Regions from separate parts of the Homo sapiens genome. Here all the other regions are linked to region 3. A link is a contact called in ENCODE Hi-C or POLR2A ChIA-PET data. All regions are on one chromosome and are shown on one strand. Each heading gives the region's core, a stretch centred on a gene start or an enhancer-like site at or near the end of the contact. The rest is flanking DNA. Distances are from core to core; before and after follow the strand shown. Region 1 holds the start of LRIG1 (leucine rich repeats and immunoglobulin like domains 1). Region 2 overlaps LRIG1 (leucine rich repeats and immunoglobulin like domains 1). Region 3 holds the start of SUCLG2 (succinate-CoA ligase GDP-forming subunit beta).

What was found. A loop is a pair of places that touch in the nucleus more often than their neighbours do. ChIA-PET counts read pairs that join two places held with the same protein, here RNA polymerase II (POLR2A). Pooled maps may share reads with other maps.
Region 1: a loop to region 3 is called in a map of CD8-positive, alpha-beta T cell, with 22 times the contacts of the local background. The contact joins the promoter of LRIG1 here to the promoter of SUCLG2 in region 3. A Hi-C loop is called at or near these places in 4 of 168 maps with a recorded cell type or tissue (CD4-positive, alpha-beta memory T cell, CD8-positive, alpha-beta T cell and naive thymus-derived CD4-positive, alpha-beta T cell), 1 of 37 single-sample maps with no recorded cell type and 11 of 50 pooled maps. POLR2A ChIA-PET finds 5 or more read pairs at or near these places in 1 of 52 experiments (activated CD8-positive, alpha-beta memory T cell).
Region 2: a loop to region 3 is called in a map with no recorded cell type, with 14 times the contacts of the local background. The contact joins the enhancer-like site here to the promoter of SUCLG2 in region 3. A Hi-C loop is called at or near these places in 10 of 37 single-sample maps with no recorded cell type and 6 of 50 pooled maps. POLR2A ChIA-PET finds 5 or more read pairs at or near these places in 1 of 52 experiments (activated B cell).

What each region holds. Positions count from the first base shown.
Region 1 is chr3:66,498,532-66,502,913 of GRCh38, forward strand. LRIG1 (leucine rich repeats and immunoglobulin like domains 1) reads right to left here and starts at 2,491. Exons shown (of 19, transcript NM_015541.3): 1 at 1,659-2,491. The coding sequence starts at 1,876. RefSeq lists enhancers at 1,587-2,087, 2,088-2,588 and silencers at 1,691-1,900, 1,921-2,000, 2,041-2,180, 2,201-2,860.
Region 2 is chr3:66,384,355-66,388,359 of GRCh38, forward strand. It overlaps LRIG1 (leucine rich repeats and immunoglobulin like domains 1), which reads right to left. Exons shown (of 19, transcript NM_015541.3): 13 at 1,627-1,947. Among named protein-coding and RNA genes, the nearest start is that of LRIG1, 110 kb to the right of the region's middle. RefSeq lists enhancers at 1,789-1,888, 2,349-2,518, 2,529-2,608, 2,639-2,698. Within about 2 kb of position 2,042, at least 3 of the 41 ENCODE cell types and tissues checked have a DNase peak (open chromatin) inside an H3K27ac peak, as active enhancers do.
Region 3 is chr3:67,652,874-67,656,959 of GRCh38, forward strand. It overlaps SUCLG2 (succinate-CoA ligase GDP-forming subunit beta), which reads right to left and starts at 1,739. Exons shown (of 11, transcript NM_003848.4): 1 at 1,630-1,739. The coding sequence starts at 1,713. It overlaps SUCLG2-DT (SUCLG2 divergent transcript), which reads left to right and starts at 1,824. Exons shown (of 7, transcript NR_109992.1): 1 at 1,824-2,229. RefSeq lists a silencer at 1,351-2,030 and an enhancer at 1,546-2,045.

The DNA.
Region 1 (4,382 bases), core at 1,241-3,740, 1.2 Mb before region 3:
AGTTAATCTGATTTTGCCCACATGATTCTATTTAAAAAAAAAAAAAAAAACTACCGTATGTAAGGGAAAAATCACAATACCCCAGACTAAATAAGAGACTACCTAAGGACAATACTGGGCTCTATCTCCCAGTACTTCACAAAAGCTCTGCCTCCACCCTACGACCACTGATTTTCACTAACTCAGTAAATTCCACAGAAGAAGTAGATATTGAAAACCTAACTGTAACTAAAGGGTTCCTGGTTGTCTTCAGAACTCTGTAGTACTTGTTCATGGAGCAGTGTCTCGGGCCAAGTTAAAGATTCGTGCCCCATTTTGAGAGGTACAGGATCTTTACATTTAAAAGGAATTAACTTTTCTTCCCTTCACGGTAGTCAGAACACAGGCCACATTTTCTTCGATCAAGCCACAGGTGCTGGTTACAACTTGTGACACCAGTTTTCTCTTTTTAAAACAGCCATAGTCATGCCTAAGGTTACTGCTGTGCCTTTCCTATGTTCTAGGAAAAATGTCCAATTATTCAACCGAAATGCGGACTATTTAAGCTAGGCCTTTTCTGGAAAGGTACTAATGGTTCTACAGAGATGCTAATTACCCATAACTGAACGGGATTTGACTCATGCACCAGATTTGTTAGAAGTAAAAGAAGACTATTCTATTCTACCATGTTTACACAGAAGTCTAATGCCTTTTTTTTCCTGTCAAATCTCCTGTAAGAAGTGTCCCACTAAGTCCTAATAAGCCCACATCCTGACAGCACAGAAAAGAACCTCTTTCGGGTGAAACAAACAGCTTAAATCAGCCAAGCCCCTGGCACCCTCTCCTGAAGCAGCACTTCTCCAAAACTCATTTGCACCATTTATGGAGGAGAGAGTCTTGAGGGTGGGCCCCACCCCACTGGATCATCAAGCCCAATGGGGCCCCAGGGAACACACAGGAAGGGTCTGGAACACAGTTCCGTAAAATGCCAAACAGGCGTAAAAGGACAAACTCCCAGCACTCACAGGTCGCCAGGAACTGTCAAAGCCCTCTAACTCAGGGGTCCTCGGGGGAAGACTGCCTTCTGCCCCGCACAGAGAGGCAAGTCAGGCCACCACGGTCTTCGGGGATCAGGAGACGGCTACACACACTATCAACTAATAAATAATGTAAACGAAAGACTGGACCCAACAGTCACCTTCATTCATTACCCACTGGAAGACCAAGGAGCTCAGACACCAAATAGTTGGATTACAGGAGAGGAAAAGGAAACGCACCCACATACCCCCACAGACTTCTTCACACTCTTCTCCAGACGTTTCCCACCCACCCACCCGCAAACACACTCAGCTCCAGACTCCCACTCACTCACCCCCAGATGGCCCGCACGACGCGTGCTGGCTAACCCCCAAATCTCTACGACCCACGCTCGCTCGTCTCCAGACCCCACGAGGCACGCTCTTCTTCTCCAGGCTCTCTCGCACGCCTACTCCCCCGGACCTCCACGCAGAATCTCCCTTCCGCCACTCCAACCTGACAGTCTTCCAACACGCACAAGCACGCACAACTCCACACACACAACCCAGTCCGCACCCCCTCCCTGAGTACGAACCCCCGCCGCTCCATCCCCAAGTGACAGAGCCCCGGGGCGCAGAGAGGGCGGAAAGGGCGGCACTCACAGGCTCCGCGTCCAGGAGGGCAGGTCCCCGGGCAACGCAGCCAGCCCGCGCCCACCGCAGTCCAGCGAGTCCCCAGCGCAAGTGCAGGCGGCCGCGCAGGGCGCCCGCGGGCCGGCCGCGGCGGTCACCGGCTCCAGCCGAAGCAAAAGCAGCCAGAGAAGGAGAAGGCAAGGCGAGCGGCGCGGGGCCCCGAGCCCTCCCCGGACCGGCCGCGCCATCTTGTCTGGAGCGCGCTGCGAACTCCGGGCGCGGGGACTGTGAGGACCCGAACGGCCGCAGACGCGGGCGGGCCCGCGGGGCGCTCCGCTCGGCTCTAGACTCCGCACCGGGGCATGGCCCCCGCCCCAAGTTCTCTCTGCGGCCGCGGCTCCGGCACTCAGCGTGCCCCCGGTGCCCGGGCCGCTCCGGAGCACCCGGCGGGGGCCGCAAACCCCGCGCCCATCCGGGCCGGCCGGCCCGCCCGCGCTAGCTGCGAACTCCGCCGATTCGGGCAAGGTGTACCCAGCCTGCGCTCTTCGTCCGCCCGGGGCACGCCGAGTGCCGCTACCGACACCGGCCGAGGGCAGTGCTGCCGCTGCGCCTGGAAGACAGGCGTTCAGCCCCGCAGCCCGAGCTCGGTGCCGGCAGGCATCTTCCTCTGGGCTCGGAGCGCAAAGCCGTAGACCTCGGGCTGGACGGCGCGGCCGGCCCCGCGCTGGGAGGCCCCAGTGCGCCTCGCTGTCCCCACGCCGCGGCCAGAGAGCGCGCGCGCGCGCGCAGCCTCGGGTTCCGCACGGCTCCTCCGCGCAGCAAGAGTCCCGCCGACCTCGCAGCCGAACAATCAGCCGCTTGCTGTTCGCCTCCCCGCGGCCCAGCCCCGGCCGGTCCCCCAAGCCCCGCCCCCGGCCGCTCGCCCGCACACACCCCCTAGGCTCCGCGCTCCGCGGCCGCCTGCTGGCCCACGTTGGATGCTTTGCAACAGCGCCCCGCCACGCCTCCCCGCCTGCTGCTCATTGGCTGCCGGAGTCCACCGTGGCCAGCCTCGAGGGCCATTGGAGCGCTCGCTGTGATCCCGCCCCTCCCGCTTCACCGGCTACCCCGCCCCCACACTCTTTTCCCACCCAAGGTGTGAAGGGCGGGAGACTGGGAGGAGAAAGGGAGGGACGGCCCCCGCCTCTTAAAGGAGACACGCAGGTTGTTGTTGGAGAACGGGAACGCGGGCTGGGGAAAGGAGGCGTGAAGATACGCCCTCTGCGTCAAGAAGGGGAGAGAAAGTTAAGAGGGTAAAACGCCCCCGTTTTGGGGCTGTCTGGCCCCAAGGCTTTTTACGTCCTCCTCAGGCTGCAAGCAGGACTGCAGATTAGAAGCAAACCCGCGTCCGTTTTCCAGGTTCCTTCCAAAAGCGAAGACACAGGTTTAAAACTTAACACATTTCTTCCTGACTGGGACATCCTTGGTTATTTCATTAGGCGTGGTCCCCTTCCTCCTCGAGCAGCCTGGAGCATCTGCTCCTGACTTGTTCTTCACGTCCTAAATCCAGCAATATGTCCTTGATTACTAAAATGAATGTGTGCTGCAGAAACCTAGTCTCAAAGGTGCACCCTCGGCCAGGAGTGGTGGCTCACGCCTGTAATCCCAGCAGTTTGGCAGGCCAAGGCGGGCGGATCACCTGAGGTCAGGAATTCGAGACCAGCCTGGCCAACATGGTAAAACCCCGTCTGTACTAAAAATGAAAAATAAAAAAATTAGCCAGGTGTGGTGGTGCACACCTGTAATACCAGCTACGGGAGGCTGGGACAGGAGAGCTGCTTGAACCCCGGAGGCGGAGGCTGCAATGAGCAGAGACTTGTCACTGAATTGTCACTGAATTCCAGCCTGGGTGACAGAGCGAAACTCCGTCTCAAAAAAAAAAAAAAGTGCACTCTCCTTCCCAGCTAGTGAGTTGAAGGGTACTTCTAGAAATGCTGCAGCCTTTGATAAAGGGGTTGCTTTGTTGTTGTCATTGGGTTTTTGTTTTAATCAGAGTCTTTTTAAGATAATTTTCAAGAAGCCATTGTGTATTCGTAAGAGACAGAGTTAAAGGAGAAATAATAGTTAACAAAGCTTCTAACTTTTGCTCTTAAAGATCAGACCATAGTAGTAGTGTGTTACGATAGTACGTGGTAACATTAAGCAGACATACACACATTGAGAAAAAAAGAAAAAGATTACCACTGTAACATATAGCTGCCCTCTGGGCGTTTTGGTTTGCTAGTGTCTCATATCCCTTCCCAAGAGTATGCAAATTACTAACATAACTGCGCACATTGTCAGGAAGATTAAGCAGGTCAAGTCTGTTGAAAAACATTTGCTCCAGAACATTAAATCTGAGTTGTGTTTTATGGAAGTGGGGTGGGGTGGGAGGTAAAGAGGAGAAGTTGAACCTTAGGGAAAAAAGGCAAAAAAAAAAAAAAAATTAAAGGGTTTATTCCATTTTCGACACAATCTAAGAGGTTTGCTTTAATTGAGATGCACTAAATGTGTTAAACTTTCCCTCAGCCATAAGATCACCTCTTTTCTTTAGCCAAAATGTGATCTTCCTATCCCTTCCTCCCCTTTTTCCTTCTTCCCCTTCTGAATTCATTGCGCCTCATTTTTTTCTTGTTTAATTTTGCATGATCTCAGCAGTGATGCCCAAAGCAGTGCTCAAATATGTGGGTAAATCAATTCAAATCTAATTCCCAAGAAATATTATCAGAAAAATGC
Region 2 (4,005 bases), core at 792-3,291, 1.3 Mb before region 3:
CACTGTGCCCAGTGCCAGTTCACTTCTTTTCTCCCAATGTCTGCCCAGGACCACTCCTGCCACCTGTGAATCAGGAACCCCCAGCTTCTCCCACCACAGTTGGAACACTTCCATCCCATCAGCCTTGCATTGTACACCCTAGGCTGGCTATAGTCCCTTCAAAGCAAAGGCTTTTACTCTACATGGCAGTGCCTATACGGGAGTTGCAGGGGGTGCCCATCCACACTAGGTAGGCCTGATGCTTGCCTGCTTTACCCACCAAGAGAGAGGCTGTGGAGATGGAATTACAGAGGGAAGGTGGGCATGCCTCCACCTTGGGAGAGCAATGGGATGGCTCATCCGTTTGGATGGGTGTTCATGGGATGAATGGGATGGCTCATCCATTTGGATGGTTGTTCACCCAGGCTGTTCCTGCCCACTGCCGTATACCCAGGCAGGAAGCATTCAGCTTGCTAGCTTGCTCAGCCTAAAGATCGATGTCCTGACAGAGTGGGACGCATCCAGCCACGTGTCAGGCACCACCAGAGTTCCTGTCAACGTCAATTTTGGGGAGAGTCTAACAAACAGCTGAGTCTTTCGGAAGCTGTGAGGACTTGGAATAAGCCAAGACAACCCCACTACAGTGTGGTAAAGAAGGTGTTTCGCTGTGATCTGTGGGGGCTTAAAGAGCAAAGCAGATCCACCATTCTGATGATTCTCAAGCCAATTCTTTTTAACTAGAGAGTTAGTAATCAGGATAACCCCATTAGGTTACTGGGGTGGGACAGTAAACTCTTCAAGCTATCTACTCCCCACCCCCCTCCTCCAAACACACAATAACACATGGTCCCCTTGACAAGCTCCAAGGCTGGTTAATGAGTAAAAACCTGTCAACTGCCAGGACACTGTGTCTTTCAGGCCAGGGCTCACACCAGCCTTGCACTCCACAGTCTCTGGAGCAGTAGCTAGCCTCTGACTCCAATGCTGTGCCATCTACTCAAAGAACAGCAGCTTCCCCAGGCTAAGGGGTATTTGGAATTTGGAAGCCAGATCTCTTGGCTTATAGAGGATAAGAACTGGACAAAACAAGGCTTAGCTCTCCACAATTTGACTTAATAACTAGTTTTTGTTTTGTTTTTGAGACAGTCTCACTTTGACACCCAGGCTGGAATGCAGTGGAGTGATCTCGGCTCACTGCAACGTCCACCTCCTGGGTTCAAGCAATTCTTGTGCCTCAGCCTCCCAAGTAGCTGGGATTACAGGCATGTGCCACCACACCTGGCTAATTTTTGTATTTTTAGTAGAGACGGGGTTTCACTATGTTGGCCACACTAGTCTCGAACTCCTGGCTTCAAGTGATCTGCCCACCTCAGTCTCCCAACTGCTGGGATTACAGGCATGAGCCACAGCACCCGGCCAATAACTAGATTTTTAAAACTCACCAAAAACAAGTAACTCATTGTGAATAACCCTTGAAATCTGCAAAACTTGCTCTGGGGCAAACCCAGGCAACAATAGGATTTAACAGTGCCCCACAGAAGCATGTGTGTGTCCTGTCTCAGTCATCTCTACATGGAAAGCTGAAAGGGCAATCAGGAGTGTGCTTTGTAGGATTCTGGTACTATAACAAAGATGGTGTTTCCATACCATTCACGGTGAGCCTGGCCTTATGTGAATAGGTGGAGCCAAAGTGGTTGGTGATGACACATTGGTAGCGGCCCTCGTGCCCGAAAGTGACCTGACGGAGGTGCAGGATGGTGGTGTACTCCATCACTTCCCCGTCCTGCGCGTGGACGTGGACAAAGTTCTCCATGTCTGCATTGGTCAGGACTTCATTGTCTTTCTTCCAGGCAAAGGTCATGGGGGAGCTGCTGCTGCTGGCTGCTGAGCATGTAAACCGGATGTCCTTGCCCACCATAGCCATGGTGGTTTCTGGCTGGGTGATGATCTGTGGCTTCAGGAAGTCATCTGGGGAGAGAAGGGTCAACTGTAAAGCGCTGGGTTCTTGGTACACAGAGGAACCAGCTGCTGTTCATGCTAACAGAAACTGACACAGACACCAAGCAGGAACCAGAGCTTGAGGTCCCTGTGCATCCTCAGCCCCACCAACCAGATGCCGTAAGAGTTGCACCATGGACATCTGACCTCATCTAATTAGAAGTCTGTGAGTACTGATCACCTTTATGATCACACTCCTTGATTAGAAATTAACCCACCACTTCTCAGTTCTCAAACCAGCCAGCCGGCAGTTTCCTTAAGACAACTGGCTCTGCCTGCTGACTTTCACACAAAACAGTCAGGCACCACTGGTCATGACTGCAGAGATCTTACCCACAAACCTTACTCCAAAAGGAGGGGGTGTAAAACACTTCCAAAATGTCAGAATAAGGACCTCCAAAAATCTGCACCTCCATTAAAACAAGGAAAACACCTGGAAAAATGGTCAAAAGCAACTTTTTCAGAATTCTGGAAAACCAAAGGCTTACAACAATCCATGGATTGTTGATTCAAGCAAATAGCAACATCTCAGAAATGTGAGCTTTGTGGTATTTTAACTTATCCAAAGCCCCATTCTTCCCTCCCCAGCTCCATGGTAGCCTTGAAACCCAGCAGCCTAGCAACCACTCAAGGGTCAGAATGGGCTCCCCAAAAGCCCCATCCTCAGAACTGACACCATGTGGCCTATCTGGCAGCAACACGGAAAGCCCCATTCACAGGATTTGCATTGATTTGCCCTGATCTAGTTTGCCGAGCAGGAGAAGCCCTAGCCCCAGGGCACATGACTACAACAATCAGTAGCCACTGTTCAACAGCGCAGCTGTCTGAGGGGACAATACCCATGGGGCAAACAAGCAGCTGGCCAAAAAACTATAAAGGAAAATGTGGGGAATACAGTGTTAATGGTGGGCTTTGAAAAGGTCCAATACATTCCTGGGGATCTAGACAGCCACATGCAGGTGCAAGGCCATGTGCACACCCAGGAAAGACGTGAGGGGGTCCTCATTTGTCACCTGTGGCTGAGCATGACTGTCTACACAAATAGGAAGTGATGGCACACCCCAACACAAACACACAAGCCGTCGGTAAAGGATAGGAGACAGTGGTTGTGGTGACTTCTCTGTCCAACCATTAGCTAACCACTAAACTAAACAAGCAGGGACTTAAGGGGACGGACTTTATATAGCCTTTGTCCAGGAAAAGTCACTAGGCAAGCTGTAACAATAAACAGCAACAGCAGCAAATCCTGGGGGAGGAGAAAGGGAATATCCAATTTCCAGAGTTGCCACATTATTTTATTTTAAATGCCCAATTTTCAACAAAATATTATGAAACACTCAAACAGGAAAAAAAGCAGTCAACAGAAACTGTCTCTGAGGGAGCCCAGACTTAGATTCACTAAATAAACTTTTTAAATCGGCAATTATAGGCATATTCAAACACCTCAAGGAAACCATGTCTTAAAAAAAATATCGAAGGATAGTGGCCAGGTGGGGTGGCTCACGCCTATAATCCCAGCACTTTGGGAGGCTGAGGCAGGAGGATCATGAGGTCAGGAGATCAAGACCATCCTGGCTAACATGGGGAAACCCTGTCTCTACTAAAAATACAAAAAAAAAAAAAAAATTAGCCGGGTGTGGTGGCAGGTGCCTGTAGTCCCAGCTACTAGGGAGGCCGAGGCAGGAGAATGGCATGAACCCAGGAGGCGGAGCTTGCAGTGAGCCAAGATCACGCCACTGCCCTCCAGCCTGGGTGACAGAGCAAGACTCTGTCTCAAAAAAAAAAAAAAAAAAAAAAAAAAGGATAAAGTATGAGAAAATTTTATAGCAATAAAGAGAAATTATAGATATGAACCAAGTAGAAATTTTGAAACTTAGAAGTACAATAACTGAAATGAAAAATTCACTAGAGGGGCTTGACAGCAGAACTGAGCTGGCAGAAGGAGGGGGCAGGGAACTTGAGACAGTCAACTGAGATTATGTAGTCTGAGAAACAAAGAAAAAAGAATGAGGTAAAATGAAAAGAACC
Region 3 (4,086 bases), core at 489-2,988:
GGACACTGTGTACCTTTCTATCTTTAAAAAAACCTACTTTTACCTTCTAAGAATTTACAGAAAAACACATCATCCACAAATATGTAAATCACAGTAACCAGATGGGGCGTGCTAACAGATCTTTTTACCCAGTTTTCTTGACAAACCAAGAGTATCTCTCCCCAACCAGATTTTCTCCTGTGTTGCGTTCAGCCTCTTATTTCTTGGTTAGGGAAGTAGGCTTCACATATTTCAGCTAAACACTCTGCATTTTCAGTTTCTCTGTACAATTCATGAGTTTTCACTGCCCTGGGCCCCATGTTTCTCATCAATTCAAGTCTACACTCATGGTAAGCACCCTAGTTCTTGTTTTTTCTAACACTTAAATAATGAATAGGACTTCATCTCCTAGAGCTATTCTCCTTACTCTATTACAACAGTTATTAGTGAGTTTTAATTAGACAAAACTGCCATTCCTTTTGCTACCTCACTATACTGTCAAGCACCTATTAAGAATATTACAGTAGTAAGTATTAGCACCTTTTAAATTTACATTAACAATAACAGAGAAATGGGGAGGCAGGAAATGAAAGGAGAGGGGTAAAAATAGCTCACAGATGTCATAACCAAAGTTTAGAGGAACTCAAAAAATCATTAATCACTATTTTTTAAATTTTCTAAAAAACTATACTATGCACATCCTGGTTAAAATTGTATGAGTGATAATTTGCCTCTCATCAATTAAAAATGGGGAAATAGGCAAGGTCATTAACTCTGCTGTGGCTGAATCCCAGACTGTGCTTTCTTTAAAAGGGAAGAGAGATAGTCTACGGAGACTAACCAGTTCAGTGGTTGAGTGATTTCTACAAGAGTCATCACCAACTCAAAACTTTCCTGAAGTCCTTCTGACTATTTTAACGCTTGCCATCTGCAGAAGGTAAAAATCTGCTAGAGGCCAAGTTCCAATCGCTATCCAGCCCACCACTGACCCTCTTTGATTTCATTCTCCATCAACAAGGAGGACATGGACAGGGTCAATGGTCTAATGCGTTTTAGTGACAGCCCTGATTTTTCATTGGAAAGAGGAGAAAGATCGTTTCCCATTTTTCTCCTTGACCCACGGATTTGACCAACTCAGGCACATTAAAAGTCTGCAAAAGCAGGTAGCCTGCAGGAAGTTCACCCTAGGGGGTGAGTTCCTAGTTGGGCTGAAACGGGTTTCCAGGCATGTTTATCACGTGGTCTAAACGTGCTCAGGGTTAGTGCCAGAAGTTTGAAAAGCAGAATTAGTAGAGCTGACAATAAAACCTCAGGGCTCCAAAACCCGGTCCAAGAAACTTTTCTTAAACTTGCGTCCAGCGCCTGCTTCAGCGCCTTCGCCATGAGTCTGCGCGGGCAGACAGCGGAGACTCTAGTGCGTTGGGTCGCTCATACCCCGAGGCACCCGGGGCTGCCGCCGCGCCGCCCCTGCCCCACACTGGAGCGGGGTTCCCTGCTGCGCCTGGACCCGGCGCCGCGTCACCTCCCGAAGTGGGGCGCCCGAGGGGCCGCGCAGGGGGTCAGGCGGAGACCAAGAGTAGCAGGGGGCGAGGGAAGCCCGGGCAGGCCGGCGCCGCTGCTGGCGCCCGCAGCTCCTGCCCCCACGCTCACCTGGGACCCGGCCGCCAGGAAGCGGGGCCGCAGCGCTAGGGCTCGCAGAAGCTTCCCGGCCTGCGCTGCTACGGGGGACGCCATCTTAAACAGGAAACTCGGCACGGGGCAGTAGGGCGGGCGCGGGCAGGGGAAGGAGGCGGAGGAGGAGCAGCGGGAGGAGGGGTCAGAGGAGAAGCGGGCGCGGGGAGGAAAAGGAGGAGGAGGCAGAGGCGGTCTGGGCCGGGCCGGGCCTGACCCCTGCGTCCCGGGGGCACAGGCGTTCTTAAGGCTGCAGAGCCCTGGGTCCCCCACCCGGCCCCGGTTCACTTTGAGCGGTCCCAAGGCCTGAGGGCCTACTGTCCAGTCCCCAGGTTATCGTCCTGAGCAAAGACAGACCCCGAGCCCTGCGGTCTTGGGGCTCAAACAGTCCCTGGATGGCCAAACAAGCAAATATTCGCCATGGCAGTGGGTGCTGGAAGGGTGGCTCACGGAGCTGACGCCCTCCGCAGAGAACCGTGGTCTAGTCCTGCGGTCACGAGGCCTATCTGGGACAGTGGTGTTTGAGCTGAGACTTTAACGAATAGAGACAGGTGAGGTTCCTGCAGCCCAGGGCTTCAGGTGAGTCAAGGAGAGGCCATTGGAGGCTCTCCATCCCTTAAGGAGTTGTGGGTGTTTTGTTTTGTTCTATCCTTAACCTAAAATCAATGTAAAGCTGAGAGATGAAGCCGGGTGGGTCGGTTGGGGACTTGGAGAACTTCTCTGTCTAGCTAAATGATTGTAAATGCACCAATCAGCGCTCTGTGTCTAGCTAAAGGTTTGTAAATACACCAGCCAGCCCTCTGTGTCTAGCTAATCAGGTGGGGACTTGGAGAACTTTTCTGTTAGCTAAAGGATTGTAAATGCACCAATCAGTGCTCTGTGTCTGGCTAAAGGTTTGTAAACACACCAATCGGCACTCTGTAAAAACGCACCAATCAGCGCTCTGTGTCTAGCTAAACGTTTGTAAATGCACCAATCAGCACTCTTTAAAAAGGGACCAATCAGCACTCTGTAAAATGGACCAATTGGCACTCTGTAAAATGGACCAATCAGCAGGATGAGGGTGGGGCCAAATAAGGGAATAAAAGCTGGACACCGGCGCCAGTAGTGGCCCCTAGTTGGGGTCTCCTTCCAGGTTGTGGTTGCTTTGTGCTTTTGCTTTTTGCAGTAGCTCTTGCTGCTGTTCACTGTTTGGGTCCGCACTATCCTTATGAGCTATAACACTCACCACAAAGGTTTGCAGTTTCACTCCTGAGGTCAGGGAGACTGCGAACCCACTGGGAGGAATGAACAACTCCGTATGCCCCACCTTCGAGGGCTGTAACACTCACTGCAAAGGTCTGCAGCTTCATTCGTGAAGTCAGCGAGACCACGAACCCACAGGCAGGAACAAACAACTCCGGACGGGCCACCTTTAAGAGCTGTAACACTCACTGTGAAGTCTGCGGCTTCACTCCTGAAGTCAGCGAGACCACGAACCCACCGGAAGGAAGAAACCCCAGATACATTTGAACATCTGCAGGAACAAATTCTGGTCACGCCATCTTTACCGCGAGGGTCTGCAGTTTCATTCTGGAAGTCAGCGAGACGATTAAGAACCCACGGGAAGGAACCAATTCCGGACACAAAGCTATTGGAGGATTTTAAGCCCAGTAATCAGAGTGATAAAAGCAACATTCATTTGGAGCTGTGAACCCCAAATACCTGACACAGGTCTCAATCAATTTAAGAAGTTTATTTGGCCACAGTTAAGGACACGTGCCTGTGACACAGCCTCAGGAGGTCCTGACATGTGCCCAAGGTGTGGTGGAGGACACAGCTTGGTTTTATACATTTTAGGGAGATATGAGACATCAATATATGTAAAATGTACATTGGTTTGGTCCAGAAAAGCGAGACAACTGGAAGCAAGGAGGGGCTTCTAGGTTATGGGTAGATAAGACACAAAGGGTTGCATTCTTTTGGGTTTCTGATTGGCCTTTCCAAAGGAAGCAATCAGCTGTGCGTCTATCTCTGTGAGCAGAGGGATGACTTTGAATAGAATGGGAGGCAGGTTTGCCCTAAGCAGTTCCCACCTTAACTTTTCCCTTTACCTTAGTGATTTGGGAGTCCCAAGATTATTTCCCTTTCACAGAGTTTACGCGAGTCTAAGCAATGTGCATATAATAAAAACAACAGCAAAGTTACTGAATGTGTGCCAAGCATTAGACAAATATAAACTTGTTTAGTCTTCATAGCAAAGTTTTAAATGAGTAGAAGTGTACAATCCCCATTTTGCAGAAGAGAAAACTGAGGTGCACAGAGGTTAAGTAACTTGCCAGAGGTGGCAGGTCTGATAAGAGATGAGATTCACATCCCTTCCACCCACCCCCAAATTAAGCACTATTTTAGATTTTTTTTTTTAACCTTACTCATTCTTGAGCATATGATCATGAA